2 separate regions of the Homo sapiens genome follow, and region 2 is linked to region 1. Evidence: chromatin loops called from intact Hi-C (ENCODE). Cell type or tissue: heart left ventricle. All regions are shown on one strand. Each heading gives the region's core, and the rest is flanking DNA. Links, peaks and the distances in the headings are about the cores only. Region 1 overlaps SVIL (supervillin). Region 2 holds the start of MIR604 (microRNA 604).

Region 1 (10,400 bases), core at 882-8,881:
GAAGGAATGAATAAATAATGAAACTTTGGCACAGTTCGCTGGGTAATCACAAGATCTCACACAAGCCATCAACACAGAAAGATCTAATCATGCACATCACAGCCCTGGTTCCCAGAGGACAACTTTAGTTTCCATCCATACGTTTAAACACGTCGAAAGCAAAAACAAACAAAACGCTATTTAAGCTAATGTCTCCCAGAACAACACCATGACCTTAAACCGAAACACAAACGTAGGAAAGAACAACCAAGCAGCCAAAGGACACGTTGTCAACAGAGACTGCAATCCCCCTAGTTCCCCAAACCACTCTGTCCCGGAATTCAAAGCACCTCCATGCAAACCGCTCCCTAAGCGAGAGCTGCCTTGTGAAGTGAGCTTGGAGCATTCAACTCAAGCGTTATTAGTGATGCTGAGATTGCACAGCATGGATCTTCAAATCCATAATTCAAAATGCAGAAATGAACATTTTATGTTTTCGGGACACAAAGAACCTACAAAACTGTATCCAGTGTGTGTGCGAGTGTGTGTGTGTGCATGCTTGCACTGGGTGTGTGTATATGTGAAAGAAATAAGGAATCCCCAGGAAATTTTCCCCTAATACAATAAGCTTCCATTTCTTTTGAAAAACACAGTATTTTAGATTTTTCCTCTGCTATCCAAGTATGACAAATTACATGGATAGGTCAATAGGCAATGCATGGCAGTTTTTCAGTTCCTATCAGCAGATGCAAAGTGCAAATCCACTTCCTCTGGTCCTGTGCTGTCCAACAAAAGGGGCCACTGCAATTCTGACTAATTAACATGAAGTCAAGGTTAAGGTCTAATTCCTCAGTGGCACTTGCTACCAGTGGCTAGGGGCTACCCAACAGAACAGTACCAGTTTGAGAATACACCCATCAACAGATTGTCCAGTTCTACTGGCCAGTACTAAGTCAGGCCCCATGGGTTGTTCTGATCTCATTTCAGTGGAGGATGGGACCCATTAGGAGCCGTAAGGCTCAGCTGGGTGTTATCTGGAGCCATCCAGGCACGTCTAAGCTCTTCATTTCTATAGAAACACAGTCATTTGCCAGGCAGGCGCGGAGGCTCACGCCTGTAATCCCAGCACTTTAGGAGGCCAAGGCGGGTGGATCATGAGGTCAGGAGATTGAGACCATCCTGGCTAACACGGGGAAACCCCATCTCTACTAAAAATACAAAAAAAATTAGCCAGGCATGGTGGCACGCGCCTGTAGTCCAGCTACTCGGGAGGCTGAGGCAGGAGAATGGCTTGAACCCAGGAGGGGGAGGTTGCAGTGAGCCGAGATCACACCACTGCACTCCAGCCCGGGCCACAGAGCAAGACTCCATCTCAAAAACAACAACAACAAAAGAAACACAGTCATTTGCCATGGTGGTCCCTTAAGATTACAATGGCTACACCATCAACCGTAGTATGTAGTGGGCTGTACCATCTAGGTTTGTGGAAATGCACTCCATGATGGTTGCAGAATGACGAAATCACCCAAGGACATATTTCTCAGCAGGTACTCCTGTTGTTAAGCAACATATGACTAATCAGAATGTGACTTTTCCTCACATGCATTTGTTCTTCACTTTTTGGGAGTCACAGCCCCTTTAAGAAGAGTAATGAAAACAATGGATGCTCTCCTTTATTAAATGAGCTTTCAAAAAAAAAAAAAAAACCCCTAGCATTTTCCATATGGTTTTGGGGAGATATTCTAACATTCTAAAGCTTGTTCTTGGACCCCAGTTTAAAAACCATCTGCTTGGCTCACACATGTAATCCCAACCCTCTGGGAGGCCGAGGTGGGTGGATCACCTGAGGTCAGGAGTTCAAGACCAGCCTGGCCAACATGGCGAAACCCCATCTCTACTAAAAATACAAAAATTAGCCGGGTGTGGTGGCACACACCTGTAATCCCAGCTACTCAGGAGGCTGAGGCAGAAGAATCACCTGAATGTGGGAGGCAGAGGTTGCAGTGAGCTGAGATCGATCATGTCAGCCTGGGCGACAGAGTGAGACTTCGTCTCAAAAACAAAACAAAACAAAAAACGCCTGCTCAACAAAATCATTTACAGTGCTCATTTGAAACACAACTTCCCAGCAATAACAATTTGACTTCACCTGCCTTAGGTTACTGTTTTTTAAAAGTAAAAACAAAGTCTCATTAAAAAAAAAAATGAGCTCATTAATGGTAGAAATTATCATCAATGCTCATGTTAGCCAGGGAGATGCTGCATGCATAAAAGTTAGCTTAGAAAACTCTCTCCTTTAAAATACCACGGTAATTTGTTCTCCACATATCTTAGGGCATCCATTTACCATCTGATTATTATTTTCATGTGGAGAGCTACTGAATAAATTGTAATTTACTTTTAATGAAATAATTATCTTGTGAAGGACAAATGTTGAAATGTTTAAGGCCCCATGAACCAAGCAATCTCTTTCAACTTGGGCAAAATTAAACGTAAAAATAGTACTAACATAAAGGTAGGCAGAAGGCAGATCTAGCTTATATACAATCAGCTTCACCCAGTGATAGAAGTGACCAGGTGAATCGTCTTAAAAAGAAAAAAAAAACACACAGAAAGATTACAGACTCCAAAGTTTCAGTTGTAAGTTACATTCTCTGACATGATTAGTGACACACAATAGTTCATCCAATGTTACTAAACTCCTTCTAAAATCATCTCAAAGTCTTCAGTTAAGACTACCTTTCTTTTTAACTTTTGCTAAGTTTAATAAAGTTCTGAGACAAAGTCTGAAAGTAAGAAAGAAGTAAAGTGGATCCAATGATTTATTTCTGTAACATCCTGCTTGATATCAACATCAACCTTTGCCTTGGTAATGAAATCAACGTTTTATAGACCGAATGTTATGATAGCAGAGAAAGCATGAATTTTAAAAATAGAGAGAGATGGGTACTTGACTTGTACTTGCCTCAAGTATACATATATATATATTTTTTTTCCTTTTTTTTGAGACGGAGTCTCACTCTGTTGCCCAGGCTGGAGTGCAGCGGCGCGATCTCTGCTCACTGCAAGCTCTGCCTCCTGGGTTCACGCCATTCTCCTGCCTCAGCCTCCCGAGTAGCTGGGACTACAGGTGCCCACCACCATGCCCGATAATTTTTTGTATTTTTAGTAGAGACGAGGTTTCACCATGTTATCCAGGATGGTCTCGATCTCCTGATCTCGTGATCCACCCGCCTTGGCCTCCCAAAGTGCTGGGACTACAGGCATGAGCCACCACGCCCAGCCTCAAACATATATTTTGAAATGCGTATAAGCTTTATCAGTATGAATTCTAGGGGAAGAGAGAATTTCAGAAGATACAAAATGCAAACTGTAGGAGGATACAAAGCCTTACAAGTGTCTCCTTTGGTTAGGAACCATGCCGGGTTTTTTGGGGTCTTTTTTCAGCTTTGAGGTATAATTCACAAATGCAAATTGTATATACTCAAGGTGTGCAGCATGATGTTTTGATATAAAAGCTGAACTCACAGAAACAAAATGGAAAGGTGGTAACCAGGGGCTGGAGGTAGGAGAAATTGGAAAGACATTGGTCAAAGGATGCAAACTTGTAGTTACGAGTAAGTTCTGGAAACCTAAGGTATAGCATGGTGACTATAGTTGCTAACAATGTATTATATATTTAAAATTTGCCAAGAAGTAGATCTTAAGTTTTCTCAAGGCACACACACACGGTTATGGCCCCTACATCAGACACACATAACTATGTGAAACCATGGTAGGTATTTTACATTTTGTTATTAACCTAAGCACTTGAACAACAGATGTAGGGCTGAAGATCAAGAGAATCGCTCAGGGTACTTTAGTACCATTCCATTGGAACTTAAACGCTACGAGGGCAGGAATTTTGTTTCCCACCGCTCTTTCCCCAACACCTATACCAGTCCCTGACACACAGTAAGTGCTCAGAAAACAACTGTTGAGAATAAATGAATACCTGGCAGTGAACTAATAAACTCAAAGGGAAACGAAAGCCAAGCACATCCCATCTTGTTGTGAACACGAAGATTCTGACGGTCTCAGGCATCCCTGAGCGAGTCTGCTGTGACCACTTTGGGGTTTCACATCAGGAGAAAAAACAAATGTCCAAAAGAAGATAAAAATAAATTAGGTTAGAGAAAAGAAAATAGACATACTTAAATGAACACAAAAGAAACTATGAGAGCTTAATTTAAAGAGGTGTCAGAAACTTTCCAAAATAAAGAATCAGGCTGGGCGCGGTGGCTCAGGCCTGTAATCCTAGCACGTTGGGAAGCGGAGGCGGGTGGATCACGAGGTCAGGAGATCAAGACCATCCTGGCTAATACGGTGAAACCCCGTCTCTACTAAAAATACAAAAAGTTAGCTGGGCGTGGTGGCGGGCGCCTGTAGTTCCAGCTAGTCAGGAGGCTGAGGCAGGAGAATGGTGTGAACCCGGGAGGCGGAGCTTGCAGTGAGCCGAGATTGCGCCACTGAGCTCCAGCCTGGGAGACTGAGCGAGACTCCATCTCAAAAAAATAAAATGAAAATAAAATAAAATAAAATAAAATAAATAATAAGAATCAAAGACAAAGAATGATTATGAAGCCATCAGAGAAGGGAGAAACAGTCTGTGTATTTCAACAGAAACAAGCAAGGACAGTGAGAGGACTTTTTAAAAAAGATCTTCTTTCTCAACACATTTCTAATTTGTTCCTGCTCTCCCACCTTGAACTACTACCTTCCAGATACAAGGTGTTGCCTTTCCAAGGAAGACAGATTATTCTCGATCTCTGAAACCTTTGGATTACAGAATCCCAATACGTAAAAGGGGTCTTAAAAATCCTCTAGTCCAACCCTTGTTTGAATGAATGAGGCCACTGAGGCTCAGAGAGGTTAAGAATTTACCCAAGGTCACACAGCTGGTTATTCATGAAAATCAATGTTCCTCCTTCTTTCTCTGGCCATTGACACCTTCAATTTCCAGATAAAATCTTCCTCCTGCACCGAGAGCAGGGAAAACACTTCTTTGGACTTTTGGGGAGGTAGGTGAATGAATGAAGGAAACAAAGCATGTTGGCTGTTATGGCCCCTACATCACTTTGCTCTGCTGTGTTCTCCACGCCACGTGCCCACTGCAACTTCCTTTTGAAATATTTAAGAATAGTTGGCTGCCTGAAAGCTCTCTGATGCCTCTGGAGTGAAGACCTGATACAAATCCAAATTAATAAATTCCATCTCAAATGGGAGAATCCTGTGTTGGGTAAAGTACATCCCATGAAGCTGAGTCACCCTATTCTGAAGCACAATGACCAATTTTATCTAATCACAGAATTTTAAAATATTCAGCACTTCCAATAAAAAATGTATGAAATCATAAATCCAAATGGTTATGTGTGTGTGGCTAAAATGAACATCCGGGGGAAATTAAGACTATCAGCACAATTTAGAGAGCTAGCTGCTTCTTAACGGTACAGCCAAGCCTTTTTTTCTAACCTGGCTCAAACCTATAGAGTTATTAGCTGGTTTAGATGTCTGATGCAATATTTGCAAACAAATTGAATTAATTGCAAAATAAACAAATGTAGCTGAATTTTGCAACCAACATAGCACACAGTAAACTAAACTATCAGCTTAACTCAAACAAAAAATTCCTAAGAAAATTTATATCCAAAACCACTAAAACATTCAGATGTCATTTTCACTTTCATAACCTACCTCTTAATTCAACATATTTTAAGCTACTGAAAATCAAGTGCTTTCCCATTTGGGTTTTGGCTGGAGCGGTTTGTTTGTTTTGGAGTAACAGGTGTGCAACTGCAACATGTATATGTCTTAAATTTTTGGCTGAGATAAATTAGATATAATGTTTCAGAATGTATGAAAGAGTATTTACTTAAAATTTTGAAATATTTAAAGTATGTGAGATCTTAAAAACCTAAAAATATCAATATGGTTTTTCTATTCAATGACTGTATCTATCCATCCAAGCCTAAGTTATTTGCCAACTTTCCATGCTCAGAACGTAATTGAAAGTCCAGAAAGAAACGAGAGGCCTCTGATGAACCTAAACACAGTTCACAAATCGTAGGTGCATTATTAATAAAAAGCCCTTTGGGTCTTCGCCCAGAACCGAATTGTTCTTTTCTATTGATAGCAGATACAGAGGATACAAATTCTCACACAGCTAATTGGGAGTTAATTTCTACTTACAAACAGAAAATCAGTTCTAAAAGCCAAATGAATGCATTCCACCTGAAATGGACATGTTGAACAATTCACCTTATAAAGAGGAACACCAGGATTTTTTAAAAAATCTTAAATGGACCTTAAGAAGGAAAGCTGAGCAAGCAAAGAGACAGAAAATGATTTTTAAAATAAGGCCGCCAGGAGACCTCAAGATCACAGCAGGGTGTGGATGCTGAGTATGGAGGTCAGAGCCCCATCACCCTCACTAGACCTGAGATGGGATTCTCACGGAGAGGGGTTCCATCCCAGGGAGGCTGCGGGGACATCAAAGTAACCAGGAGGTCTTGAAAGGTGTCCAAGAGGAGAAGACAGAAGAGCTCCTGATCAGTGCTGAGGAGTGAGTGGGCAGGAAAGAAAGAAGTGATCGCTTGAGGTCAAGGGGAGCTTTATTTAGAATGGATGAAACCTGAGGATGTTTTCAACACAAGGAGAAGCCAGGAGAAGAGCAGAGTGGAAAATAAGACAAACGGGAGAGAATGGTGTAGGTAGAGAGCGGGAAGGGGTGGCATGAAAAGCCTAGAGGAACAGAGGAGCCTTGAAAGACTCCTTCTCCTCCTCGGAAGCCCCCTTCGAGTCCCGCACCCCAGCTGGTTGCTTCCATCTCAGGCACGTGGCAAAGAATTAACCTAAGGCGGCTCAAAGCAGGTCCTCAGACAGGAATTAGCATCACCTGGATCCTGTTTGTTGAATCTCTAAGTCCAGTGCAGACCTACTGAATCAGACGCTGCAGTAACAAGACTGCAGGTGATTCCTATTAAAGTTTGGGCTGCACTGGCTAAAGCAGCGGTTATGAATACAGGCACTGAAGTCAACTAGATCTGGGTTCAAATCCAGCTGGATTTGGGCACATGGTATGTGCCCAAGCTTGGGCAAGCATTTCTAACCCTCAGTTTTTTCCTCAGTAGAATGAAGACAATTGCACTAATATTTCTTGGGGGCTACTGTAAAAATTAGAGTCCGGGCGTGGTGGCTCACACCTGTAATCCCAGTGCCTTGAGAGGCCTTAATGGGAGGATAGCTTGAGGCCAGGAGCTCAAGACCAGCCTGAGCAACATAGTGAGACCCCTGCCTCTAGAATTTTTTTTTTTAATTAGCTGGGCATAGTAGTGATTGCCTATAGTCCCAGCTACTCGGGAGGCTGAGGAAGGAGGAATGCTTGAGCCCAGGAGTTCGAGGCTGCAGTGAACCATGGTCATGCCATTGCATTCCAACCTGGGTGACCAGGCAAGACTGTCTCAAAAAATAAAAATAATTAAGTGATATATTGTAGAGGTAAAGAGTGTGGCATTAAGTCTGGCACACAGTAATAATGGATGGCATGTTATTATTGTTCATCCCTTCTACTCTGACTGGTAAAATAGCTCCATTACATCCCTGTCCGAGACACTCTGGGAAAGAGGCTGCCAATGAGAGGGAATACGCTATAGGCTTCTGCATCCCACAGGACCCACCCGGAGCTCTGCACAGGGAAAGTGCCCCAAAAATATGGACTGAAATGAATGTACCCAGGGCTGTGACATGGGCAGACCAATGATCCCAAAGCAAATATGGAAACTATTTCTTTTACTATATTTACACAAAAACCAGTTAGACATAGGTTATAAACTTGTTTGGGATTAAAGGATCAACTTTCAGAAGGGGACAAGCACATTAGGAGGAAAAAGAATGCCTCTTTCAAAACCTCCTACAATAGGGAGTGTCTCTAAGAGGGACAGAGATCTCTCTGAACCAATACTAAAGAGCCCCTGAGATCAACAGTGCAAACTGCTCCTGAGATGTGTGACCCAAGTTGAAGTTGACTGTATGGGTAAAACACTTAGGTCAAATTGCACCACTAGATGAGTTTCTTCATTTTAGGCAAAGTTCCAATAATGAAGTGACTGACTTCATGCGGCACACCTTAATTTCCCGGTTGGCAAAAGCACGTGTACAGAAACCCCATATACAGAAACCCCATCGGACTTGTTACCGCAACACGAACGTTTCTGCTTGCATTGTCATAGATGAAGGAAAAAAAAGGAGAACTTATAACACAGAACACCAGCTTCTACTGTGAGTAATATAGGATGAGGGCAAAAGTACTGGATGGATCACAGCCAAATTTCGATATGAAGAACCCACAAGTCGTTACAATTCAATCCGTTCAAACAACTCACATTTCTGGATTGCCCACTGGGCTAGACCCTGGGGGTGGTAAGAGAAGTGAGACCCAAGCACCTCACTGGGTACCCTGCTGCCAAGGAAAGGGCCACCAGGACCTAGTGACTGCAGCCCTAGAGTACAGGCTGGAGTCGAGGCCCAGGAGGCCAGAGGCATGTCAGAGGAAGCTTCTGGCACATCTCCTTTGATATTGCTTCCCTGGCAGGCAAGAGAAGACAACATTTTGGGGAGACTTGCCAACAGAACTCCAGGGGCATGAAAGACCCTGAAGGGGAGGCTACAGAGCCCAGGCTTTTGCATGTAAGCAGTGAGGAACGATGAGGGTTTGGCCCTGGCCGAGTGCAAGATGAGATCTTTGTTTAGGAAGGTCATTCTGTGGCTAGACCAGACGGAGGAGAAACCGAGGGCCAAGGGATCCATTAAGGGCAAAGCAGTAGCCCAGGTAAGAGATGGCGAGGCGAGGCCAGGCGCGGTGGCTCATGCCTGTAATCCCAGCACTTTGGGAGGCCGAGGTGGGCAGATCATGAGGTCAGGATTTCGAGACCAGCCTGACCAACATGGTGAAACCCCATCTTTACTAAATATACAAGAATTAGCCGGGCGTGGTGGCGGACACCTGTAATCCCAGCACTTTGGGAGGCCGAGGTGGGCAGATCATGAGGTCAGGATTTCGAGACCAGCCTGACCAACATGGTGAAACCCCATCTTTACTAAATATACAAGAATTAGCCGGGCGTGGTGGCGGACACCTGTAATCCCAGCTACTCAGGAGGCTGTGGCAGGAGAATCCCTTGAACCCGGGAGGCAGGGATTGCAGTGAGCCGAGATTGTGCCATTGCACTCCAGCTTGGCTGACAGAGTGAGACTCCATCTCAAAAAAATAAAAAATAAAAAAGATGGCGAGGCTTAAGAGGAGGTGGTGGGGCAGAGGCCTCGGGGACCTAAAGGGAGAGGAGTCAAGGGTGACCAGAAGATTCCTAGTTGAGTCACAAATCAATGAAGCCCAGAACTGCTGGAAAGTTCTAGACCTACGGATACTCCCAGTCACAGCAAGGCACCCTGAGATCAGCGCTTTAACATAAAATTGCAATGAGTGTCCTAAAATCCCAGGCAGCTGCAGATTCAGGAGATGATTCCAAGGCTGCCTTTGTACCCTAACAATCACAAGGCTCCTAGCAGCTTACTCTCCATAACGCTCCATGTAGCCCGAGAGCCCTGCATGCTGGAGCTCACCAGACATCCTTATAAAAATCCCAAGGGCCCTTTCCTTTGGATGCAATTCCTCAACTGTAGAATATTAAATAACTCGCCGGGTGTGGTGGCTCATGCCTGTAATCCCAGAACTTTGGGAGGCCGAGCGCTGGTAGATCACCTGAGGTCAGGAGTTCAAGACCAACCTGGGCAACATGATGAAACCCTGTCTCTACTAAAAATACAAAAATTAGCTGGGCGCAGTGGCATATGCCTGTAATCCCAGCTAGTAGGGAGGCTGAGGCAGGAGAATCACTTCAGCCCAAGAGGTGGAGGTTGCAGTGAGCTGAGATTGTGTCATTGCACTCCAGCCTGGGCAACAGAGCAAGACTCCATCTCAAAAAAAAAAAAAAGAAAAAAGAAAAAAAGAATACTATATAACCCCAGGTGTTGCCAAAGATGTTCACTCTGAATTGAACTCCAAAGTCTTCCAGAAGTCTGTTTATCACAAAACAGTCTGTCTCCAAAGTAGAAGCAAAGATAAAGAACTGTTTGTTGAATGGCTGACTGATGTCCACTGCAAGCTGAGCGCATTAACCAAATTTCACTTGGAAGACTATGCATGTGGCAAAATTAAATGCACCAATAGTACTAAATAAAGGTAGGCAGGAAGGCACCTAATGTACTACAATAGCTTGTATAACATCAGCCTCATCCAGTGATCAAGGTGACCAAATAAATTATCTTTAACACACACACACACACACACACAGAGTATAGACTCCAAAGTTTCCATTGTAAGACAA
Region 2 (10,400 bases), core at 1,220-9,219, 85 kb before region 1:
CACATTTCAAATAAAGAAGATAATTAAAATAAATAAAAATAAAATAAAATAAGTCAATGGGATCACATTTTTAGTTGCTATTACACATTTTCCTTTTAAAATTATCACTGAATAATGTGACCAACACAAGAGTTACAAGTACTAATTCAGGTCCATTCTGCTGATATTTATTGAGCTCCTAGTAAGTGCAAGTAATGAGCTAAGGAACGACGAAAATGAATCATAAATCAACATAGCCATTAAAAACCTTAAACCGCAGGTAGGCTAGGTAATATATAGTCCACACATTCATTCCTCAACACACGACTGAGTATGATGCCAAGCAGAATATGAACGAGTAATTATACCAGGCTGAAGGTATTTTAGAGAAACATCATGGGTAAGGACAACCTTGTTTTAACAACATAAAGCAAGTCAAAGGAGGAACACTCAGATTACTGCCCTGTCTCCTCTTACAATGTAGAAAGAAAAAAAGGAAATTCTACAGGCTAGTTACAATGTTTACCAGCTCAAAACTTTATGAGCCTATCTGCAAGAATTTTTCAACACCAGGCTGGAAACACATTGCAGCTCAAAAAGAAATTTCTAAAAGAAAATAAAAGTTATAATCAACTTAATTTTCTAAAATCATTTTGGTTTGAGTTTTGGTTGGAGGGGACAGGCAGGTACCTGGCACCGCTATTGTACGTCTTGCTGTAACCACTGACCTCTATCTCGGTCTAGGCTTGGACTGATCTGTTTCTCCAGTAAGATCCTTCAGCCTTGCTACTCCTAAAACTATCACCCCACCTCCCCATCCTCTGCATCACATCAATTTTGCCCACAGCAAATAAAAAGTTAAGATGTATGTAAAGTCATTTCATTTCCAAATATAAAGGGTCCAATTCATCAACTTTTATTTGATGGGAAGAGTTTGGCGCATCGCCTGCAGCCAGGAACGAAGGCAGTGCAACTCAGTCCAGTGTGCAGAGGGCAAGAGGGGCCAGCAGACGCCTGCTGTTGGAAATGACATCAAGTTCCTATAACGAATCTGCCGCCTTCACAGGGTTATGTTTAGGCTGAATGCTTTCTGTATAACAGAGGGCTTTGTAAAAGAAGTGCAATACAACTTTTCGAACATGACCTTAACTGACAAGAATAAAATTTGATCAATATCACCGTCAAACTCCATCAAGGGCTTGTGTAAGAATGTTGGCTCAGCATTTATAAAATGGAAATCCCACACAGACACAGGGGACTTACTGGGCTCCATTTGCTTATTACACCTGAAATATGAAACCAGCCAAAAACCAAAGGACTACCACCAGGGTGGTGAATACTCAAAGTCTGAGTATATAGACAGTCTCCGACTTAAAATGGTTCAATGTAAGATTTATTGACTTTAAGATGTTGTGGAAGTGATAGGCATTCAGGAGAGCCTGTGCTTGGAATTGTGAATTCTGTTCTTCTCCTGGGCCGGTGGTGTGTGGTGCGATGCTCCCCTGCGATGCTCGCAGAGGCAGTGAGCCGCCGCTCCCAGATCGCCACCAGCCATACAACCATGAGGGGAACGACCCATCTCCATAGTGTGCTGCATGGCCAGATGGTTTTGTCCAAATCCAAGCTAATGTGAGTGTTCTGAGCATATCTAAGGTAGGTTGGGTGTATTAAGTGAATTTTTGACTTAATGTTTCCTTTGTTTTTCTGACTTGCAATATTTTCAACTTATGATGGATTTATTGGGATGCGACCCCATTCTAAGTTGAGGAACATCTGTAAAATAAATACAAATGTATGTAATAAGAAACAAAGAGGCCAGGTGTGGTGGCTCACGCCTCTTGTAATCCCAGCCCTTTTGGAGGCTGAGGCAGGAGGATCCCTTGAGGCCAGGAGTTCGAGCCAGCCTGAGCAACATAGCAAGACTCTGTCTGTATTTAAAAAATTAAAAAGTTAGTGAAGCATGGTGGCATGTGTCTGTAGACCTAGCTACTCAGGAGGCTGAGGCAGTAGGATCCTTTGAGCCCAGGAGTTTGAGGCTGCAGTGAGCTATGATTGCACCACTGCACTCCAGCCTGGGAGACAGAGTGAGACTCGGCCTCTAATAAATAAATAAATAAATAAATAAATAAATAAACAAACAAAGTATGTGAAGGCATCATGCCTAGGACATAATAAGCCTTTTAAATGCTTTTCTTATCTTTTTCCTTCTTCACAGTCAACACAGCAATGAAAGTTTATGAATTTCTCTTTTTATGCTTTGAAGACATAATACTTATGGAGACCCAATTCAGAAGTCATGCGATTTTCAGCAGGGTGAGTCCAGCCTCACCAGGAGGGCCTGACTTTGTCTTTAGTACATTTAAAGCAGGAGTGATCTAGAAAAGCATTTCTCCAAGTAAGGGTTTCAGGATCCCTGAGGTTGGCTATGACATGTATTTGGGTGAGGTTATCTGCCATCTGAAATGAAAATGAGAGAGGGATGAGGAGACGCCTAAATCAGACACCAACAGTGAACACGCTGTCCTGGGCGCTGTGTAGCAATGATCTCACAGAATGCAGCCACTTCTGAGTTGTGCAGCAGCATCTACACTTTCGACACTCCCCTCTTCTGTCTCCCATCTCCCCCATCAGACTTCTTAGCTGAGTTCTCCTCCTCACCCCCACGATACACAGCCCCAGGGTGCTCTTGACATTTCAACTTGGATATTTAATAGACGTCTTAAATTTACATGCCCAGAAAATGAACTCTTAACTTCCCTCTGTCCCAACTTGTACTGGAGTCTTCCCTATGCCAAATCCCTGCTTCGAGTTGCCTTGGCCAAAAAATTGAGACTCGCTTTTTACTCCTCTGTTTCTTTCAAACCCCACCCCTACCTCATCAGCAAGTTCTCTTGGGTACCTTCAAAATATAACCTCTTTCTACCACCTGTGCTGCCATCATTCTAGTTCAAGCCACCACCGCCTCTCACGTGCGTTACCAAGATGACCTCCTCATTATTCTACCTGTTTTCATCCTGGCCCCACTAAAGTCTATCTTCCGCTTAGCAGCCAGCATAATGCTTTGAAATGTAAGGCAGATGAGTCATTCCTCTTGTTCAAACCCTCCTAGGGCTCAACATATCAAGTAGGGCAAACCCCAAAGCCCTTGCGGTGGTTCTAAGGCCCTCCCCGATCTGTGGTCTCACTAACATCATCCCTACCACCTGCCCCTTCTGCTACAGCCCTCTCTCTTCGCTAGGATGTGACAGCCTCTGGAGAGAGAGAGACTTCGTTCACATTCATCTCCTCGGCACTCGGAACTATGTGTGGTGAACAGTAGGTCTCAGATGCTCATGGAATGATTAACTGATGAATGATAATCTCCACAGCAACTCTAAGAGGTCTTCTCGTCTCCATTTTATAGATGCAGATGGTGAGGTGCAAGGGAAAAAGGACATTAACTGCTCACGATCACACGACTGGTAACAGAAGGATGGGGCTTGGACCCAGTGCAGCAGGACCCCCCAGCATGCACCTTCCTTCCAGCCTTCCAGAGTGACAAGCTTCCACATTCTGGAAAATGGCTGCTTCCTTGGCTTGAATGGGTAAGAATGAGGTTGGGATGCCAGTGTTCATGGACTCTAAGGTTAAGCAAGGAAGACACCAAGAACTTCCTGGTCACAGCCACAACCCTGACTGGATGTGGATCTCTCTCTAGTGCCGTTTCCACCGTCAGAAGAGTTACCCGATTACCTATGAATTCTGCAGAACCTAACTACCTTCTTCCTTTGTTTCTCCAATGAACAATATCAAATCAAAGGAGTCAGGCAGTGGAAGGTTGTGGACTGAGCTTTCCACCTTGGAGCAGCGCAGCCTGATCATAATACTGAGGGGTTGGCAAAGCGATGCTCAACTGAGATTTTAAAATATTTCATTCCATCAAAGTACAAAATTTACTTCAGGGGCCCACAGGGCATTGTTTTGGAGAGACAGTAAAATAGCAGGTGAGATTTTTTAAAAAACATGAACAAAAAGAGAGATCACATCTGAATTATGGTGGTTATTTTCCTCTTTTATTTTCTCTTCATGTCTTTTAATCTTGTGTGACATTATTTCATGAAGTCTTCCTAAATGTTACGCTTAATTATTTTTGATAAATAAGGTTTGGTTAAGAAATTAACAGTGGGAGATTTGCTTTATACAACATAATGAGTTGAACACAGGATACTTACTGTGAGGCTATACCAGTCTTTGCACATGCGGTCAAGAATCAATTCTGGTGGACAGAGGCACAAGGGATGATGGAAATGTTTCCTATCCTGACTGGGATGATGATTATACATTTACCCAAACTCACCAAGCTGCATCCTTAAAATCTGTGTATTTGATGTAAATTATACCTCATTTAAAAAATATGTCATCGTTGGGTTACAGAGTAAGGACTTCTTGAGTACTGAAAATGTAGCATTTTCTGGGGGCAGAAGCAGGATAAACATGTGAGATAACCAATTTCTTCCAGTCTCCCTTTGAGCTAATCTCAGTGAAGGCCTGAATGCTGTAACCGCAGCCCAGAAAGGAGGGAGGGAGGAGGTATGTGCAGAAAGCACAATTGTCAGAAAATGCTGGAATCTGAGGAAGGTGCGAGGCTGGATTGGCATCCCCTCATCTCCTGATTGGAACCATCACTCCTAGAATAAGGTAATCGGGGACTTGACAGCTTTCATCATGAGACTAGACTAGAATCAGCCATTCGCGGGGCTGTGGACTCAGTTCACGACGCTCCACAAGTGGCCGATGATTTTCTGCTCACTTATCACGATTCCCATTTACTGTTTAATGATATTTATGAGCAGCCTGACTCAAGACCACATACAAGAACCCCAATCCCAGACAAAGCAGAAAGAGCTTTGTCGTATAAACAAGTGCTGCTCACAGTGCGTTCCACTGATTGGTGTCCCTCTGCATGATTAGACAAAAGGCTGTCACCAGAAGGGAAATTAACAACATCGCTAAGCCTGCTGTGTAGTTCAGCTGACGTTTTCTTCACAGCTTGATTTTCTCAATGAAGGAAACCAAACACAATTTGCATTTGGGTGCGAGTGTCTCATAGTTGTGTGCTGATAAACAGTTTGCAGATTGGCTATTTCAAACAGCACTGCTATAGTTTGGTGACACTTTAAGCAAACACAGAAAATAGCAGAACATTCATTCAAAAATGATTTTCTAGGTCACTTGAAATTGTTGGATATTCCAGTTGCAGTGAAGGAGATATGAAAATGACTAGAGCAAGGTATCTACTCATCTCTTAAAGCTTCTACTAAAGTAATGCTATCGCTGCAATCATCCTTACCAGACTTACAGAAGAGCTTAACACCAAATTCACAGTGCCGTGTCTGGAAAAAATCCTTACGAAATTGCTAAAATCCTCTTCTGGGTATGACAGCCATGATCTAGGGTGCTTGCCATTTGTTGTCTTTTTTTTTTAAATTTTTAATTTCTGTGGGTACATAGCAAGTGTACGTATTTATGGGGTATCTGAGATGTTTTGATACAGGCATGCAATGCGTAATAATCATGTCATGGAGAATGGGGTATCCATCCCCTTAAGTATTTATTCTTTGTGTCACAAACAATTGATTATACTTTTAGTTATTTTAAAATGCACGATTATTAGACTATAGTCGCCCTGTTGTGCTAACACAAAGCAGGTCTTATTCATTTTTTCTAACTACTTTTTGTACCCGTTAGGTGCTGGACATTTGAATATCCTTCCTATGACATAGGGTGCCTGTGAAGTGGCATCTGTGGGACTCCTCATTTGGCTCATGACCTGTTTCTCCTCTTTTCCCTTCCAGTACAATCATCAGCAACCCAGAAGCCAAACTAATAACATCAGGGCTCTGTTTGCCAAGCTGAGCCAAGCTCCAGCTCTGTCTCTGGGAAACTCACGATATGATAATGAGAGCAGACTGGTGCGAGAGTCTAAACACCACAGAAAGTGGAAGTGACTCCAAAAATGGTCCCAGTTTCTATTAGCCCATTTATGCCTAGTGTTCCATTATTGGAATGCTAAGCAAGTGGGAGTTATTTATATTCTACTGCTCAAGGACAGCACCAAGGTCTGATTGCAAAAATTCAAAAAATTGCAACCTCGGGCATACATGGGTTAAGAGAGAGAGAAGTTACCAAAACACAACAAAACAACCTGGAAAGGTCAAGAAAGCAGGGCAGATGGGAAGGTGGACTCTTCTCTGGACACATTTGTCAGTGGCCCTATTAGAAAGAGATATCCAGATGTAATCTGACCACTGCAGGACGCAGGGGGACCATTGCCTACCTATGCTATTGGCAACTCACTTTCATTAATGTCCCCCAAGATTGGACTAATCACTTTGGCAGTCATATAAAGAACTTGCTGTCAACTAAAACCCTTAGGTCTGTTTCCCACGAACTGCTGTTAAATCAGGTTTCCACAATCTTGAACTTGTGCACTGATTTTTTTTCCATCTAAATTCAAGACTTCATTAAATTTCACCTTGTTAGTTTCTAACCATTGTTCCGGGTACACGTGCTCTCTTGCCTACATGATCCTGTTCTCTCGCACTCTCTCCCCCTCCTTCTTACCTCTCTTCCTCCTCCATCTCTCCCCTCTCCCCTGCCTCCTTTAGTCATCAAACTTACAATCCCTCCTCCAGAAATCTGATCTAAATACATGCATTTATATGCATGTATTACATATGGTACTTAAAAAGCCTTGTTCTCATAAACAAACAGACAACTTATTTTATGGAATCTTGGGGTGAGCCAACCCTTCACAGGGCAGAGGTCACCTACAAGGGGAGAGGCTTATAGGGTTATTGGGGACCAGAATGAGGAAGTGGTGACTTTAGGTGTGTGTATCAGAACTGTTTTGATGCAGCAACTGGCTGGCAGAGAATTGTATTACCAGGAAATAATAACTCACTCCAGGTTTTCATAAAGGCCAGGGGTTGCCCTTGGGTTGTATCCCTAAGTATATAATAGTATATAATGATCAGCTTTAACTCCCTACAACTCCCAAGGGTCTACAGACTAAAAAGTGCTTCCTGTTACCAAAGTGAAGTCAAATGCAGCACAGTCAAATTAGTTTCTCCATGTGGGTGTCCAGCTCTAATTATATAACAGCTTCTAATTATAAAACGTTAAGAATGGCTATTAACTTTTGAATCTCATTAAAATTAACGGTTAATTTGCTAAAAGTCGCTTGTTTGGAAAAACTGCTAATGACCGTTCTGCAGATAGGTACAGGTACAAAATCTGCAAGGACACAGGCTCAAGGAAAAATTTTGCATTTAAAATCTCACACACCTTTGAGTTTTTAGCTAGTGTACATAGTAGCTAGGGTTTGGGGAGATATATTTACATTTAGTCCAATGAATAGGAATAGTCTGCCAGGCCCGGTGGCTCACACGTGTAGTCCCAGCACTTTGGGAGGCCAAGACGGGTGGATCGCTTAACACCAGGAGTTCCAGACCAGCCTGGGCAACATTGTGAAACCCCATCTCTTCCAAAAAATTCAAAAATTAGCCAGGCATAGTGGCGTGCATCTGTTAAGTCCCAACTACTCAGAAGGCTGAGGCAGGAGGAACGCTCGAGCCCAGGAAGTCAAGGCTGCAGTGAGATTGTGCTACTGCTGCACTCCAGCCTGGGCAACAGAGTGAGACCTTTTCTAAAAAAAAAAAAAAAAAAAAAAAAAGAATAAGAATTGTCACTTGACAATAAGAACAGGATGAAATGAAAAAAAAGAGGGAATGACTTACCCATCTATTTTAACAGTTGGGATTCTAGAGTATGGCAGGGAGCACAGGTGTTTGGGGGTACAGGGACTGAAAGGTGAAGCCAATTCCATTCCAGTAATAGAATAAGCTGTGAGGAGGACCCAGATGTCTGTTCTTTAGAATGGCCCCCAAGATGTATGTTTCTCCATGATGCACTGTCCTGAATTCCGCAGCCTGTGTCAGAAAACCTGCCTGCTAGTGGACACGAGAGCGTGGAAGGTCAAGCACGATGCTCTCCTGCAGACACCTCTCTCAGTGCATGGAAACAGACCACTGAGCCAAGAGAGCTTGAGGCTCTGGAGACGGTTTTTAGACTAAAATCTCTCATCAGGAGATGAGCAAATGCAATCAGAAATAAACTCCAAGTGCCCAGCACAAGCCCCTTCCTTTCTTAGTGGCTGAGGCTGCACCGTGTCAAGTTGTTACAGAAGCTGCATTCCAGAGGGTGCCCTGGTCTATTTCCTGAGCCGATCGGCGGCTCTCTGGCATCCATGGGGAGCCCTGCCCAAACCATCATCCACCAATGGCAACTCTCCCAGGGGTCCAATGTCAGCCTCAGCTCTGCATGAAACCTCCATATCATGTTCTCACTACTAAGGACACAATTTGCTAAAGAGAAAAGAGTGGTGAGGGGCTGCAGTACAGTAATGACAAACAAAACTAATAAACGAGGGTTTTCTAGAGTGGATCACCACTAGAAAATGAGGTCTACCAGCCGGGCGTGGTGGCTCACGCCTGTAATCCCAGCATTTTAGGACGCCGAGGTGGGCGTATCATGAGGTCAAGGGATCAAGACCATCCTGGCCAACATGGTGAAACTCCGTCTCTACTAAAAATACAAAAATTAGTTGGGTGTGGTGGCGCATGCCTGTAGTCCCAGCTACTTGGGAGGCTGAGGCAGGAGAATCGCTTGAACCCAGGAGGTGGAGGTTGCAGTGAGCCAAGATTGCACCACTGCACTCCAGCTTGGAGTCAGAGTGAGACTCTGTCTCAAAAAAAAAAAAAAAAAAAAAAAAAAGAAAAAGAAAAAAGAAAGAAAGAAAATGAGGTCTACCTTTCATTTCATTCCCTTTGCCAGTCACATAGTTCCCTGAGAACAGAGAGTGATGGCCGGATGCTCAGCAAAGGCAACAGCAGGACTGAAGACAGTGAGTTTCTCCACTCATAAAAGTAAAAAATACAGCACATTTTCTTTATATAGATACGTGAGATGCATAAAGTAACAAATTCAACAAGAGCTTTGGATTCGGAATTTCTAGTAGTAGAAGCTCAAGCTCAGGTGTTTAAAAATCTGAATAATCCATAGGACCTAAATCCCTTTTAATTTTATTCTAAAACTCACAGTGGTGGAATTAATAAAGAATGGTTCATAATCAGTAACACTACCTCTCCAGCAAATAATACCATTTCTGAAATTTCAAGTTTACAGGTTTGTAACAGTTAGAGAGGTGGGGCTGGAAGTATCTTATTGTTTTCTACTTCACCTATTTCGTTACTATGTGTATTCTTAGTTTTCTTCAGAGCAATGTGTCCAACTGAATTCCTGGGCATCTAACAGGATTTCTGAGTTAAAAATCCTGTAATATCAACTAATCAATTAACTATTTTTTAAAAAATCTTCTTTATCATATAAACTGAATACTAAAGAATTGTAAAATAAATGTATTATTCAGGTAAATATTGTCCTAAAGACTGTTATTTTGCCTATAATGCTAATGAGTACAGTATAGTGAAGTATAAGAATTAATGATTATTCTGTATATATACACAGATGTGTACAGGTGTTAATGTACGTGAGCACATTCAAAAACTGAGCATTGGAGATGGTGCTCACATTTGAATATTTAGGACACTATTGGTGGTCTTTTGATGGTATATTCATGAGTGTCATCGTATTCGTATTTAAATAATAAGACAGCCTCTTGCTAGCGAGCACAGAACAAAATGATTAAATGGGAATGAGTTGATTCAGAGATTTAATAGCCAAAAATTTGGCAGAGCTAGATGACAAGAGAGTGCAGCAGTGAGAAAAATATTCCATTTTAGTGACAGAAAAAAATCCACAAAAAACCACAGCATTAAACATTATTCATGGGTACTATTTGTCTTCACTTGTTGATTTTAAAGTTTTCGGTTACATGTTTCCATATCAGATGACATTATTATTTTCATATACAGTTATTTAGGTCACCAAGGAGGTTTCTTTTGTTACTGTTTTGGGTTACCACATATTTTTTTTGGTTCATCTTACTTCTCCCTAAATAGGAATCAGAAAATGACTTTCTGAAAGTTGAATTTCCTGGTTCTAGATAAAGACTATCTAAGCAGAATTTTAATCCACTGTAAATCAATCTTTACAACCTGAATCACTGCTGTCATTACAATGTAAATCTTAATTTTTTTAAATGTCAAATTTGTCACACATTTTCCATCCCTCTTTATGTAAATATGTCCCAGGTATTTTCCTAATAAATATATAAACTACTTTGGGTTTCTTTGCCTGTGAATCATAGAATTGTATACCTTTAATGGCTTAGAAAATAAGGCATGCACCTCTCTAGAAGTCCTTACAATTTCTTAATTCTTTTAAATCTTTTTCATGAAAGTAAAGTGCTGTGAGGCTAA

What was found. Peaks named below come from ENCODE experiments on the same cell type or tissue, not always from the same donor. Only the 100,000 strongest peaks of a DNase experiment are listed, where the experiment ranks them.
Region 2: a loop joins it to region 1, with 2.8 times the contacts of the local background. A loop is called at or near these places in 4 of 110 quality-filtered maps.

Annotation. Positions count from the first base shown.
Region 1 is chr10:29,622,498-29,632,897 of GRCh38, forward strand. All of the region lies in intron 1 of SVIL (supervillin), which reads right to left. Among named protein-coding and RNA genes, the nearest start is that of SVIL, 7.3 kb to the right of the region's middle. In heart left ventricle, for the core only: no CTCF peak of the experiment used is centred there; no DNase peak of the experiment used is centred there; H3K4me3 peaks cover 4,708 bases; H3K27ac peaks cover 538 bases.
Region 2 is chr10:29,537,087-29,547,486 of GRCh38, forward strand. All of the region lies in intron 6 of SVIL (supervillin), which reads right to left. It overlaps MIR604 (microRNA 604), which reads right to left and starts at 8,011; the gene lies at 7,918-8,011. RefSeq lists enhancers at 1,024-1,525, 1,526-2,025. In heart left ventricle, for the core only: no CTCF peak of the experiment used is centred there; no DNase peak of the experiment used is centred there; H3K27ac peaks cover 2,882 bases.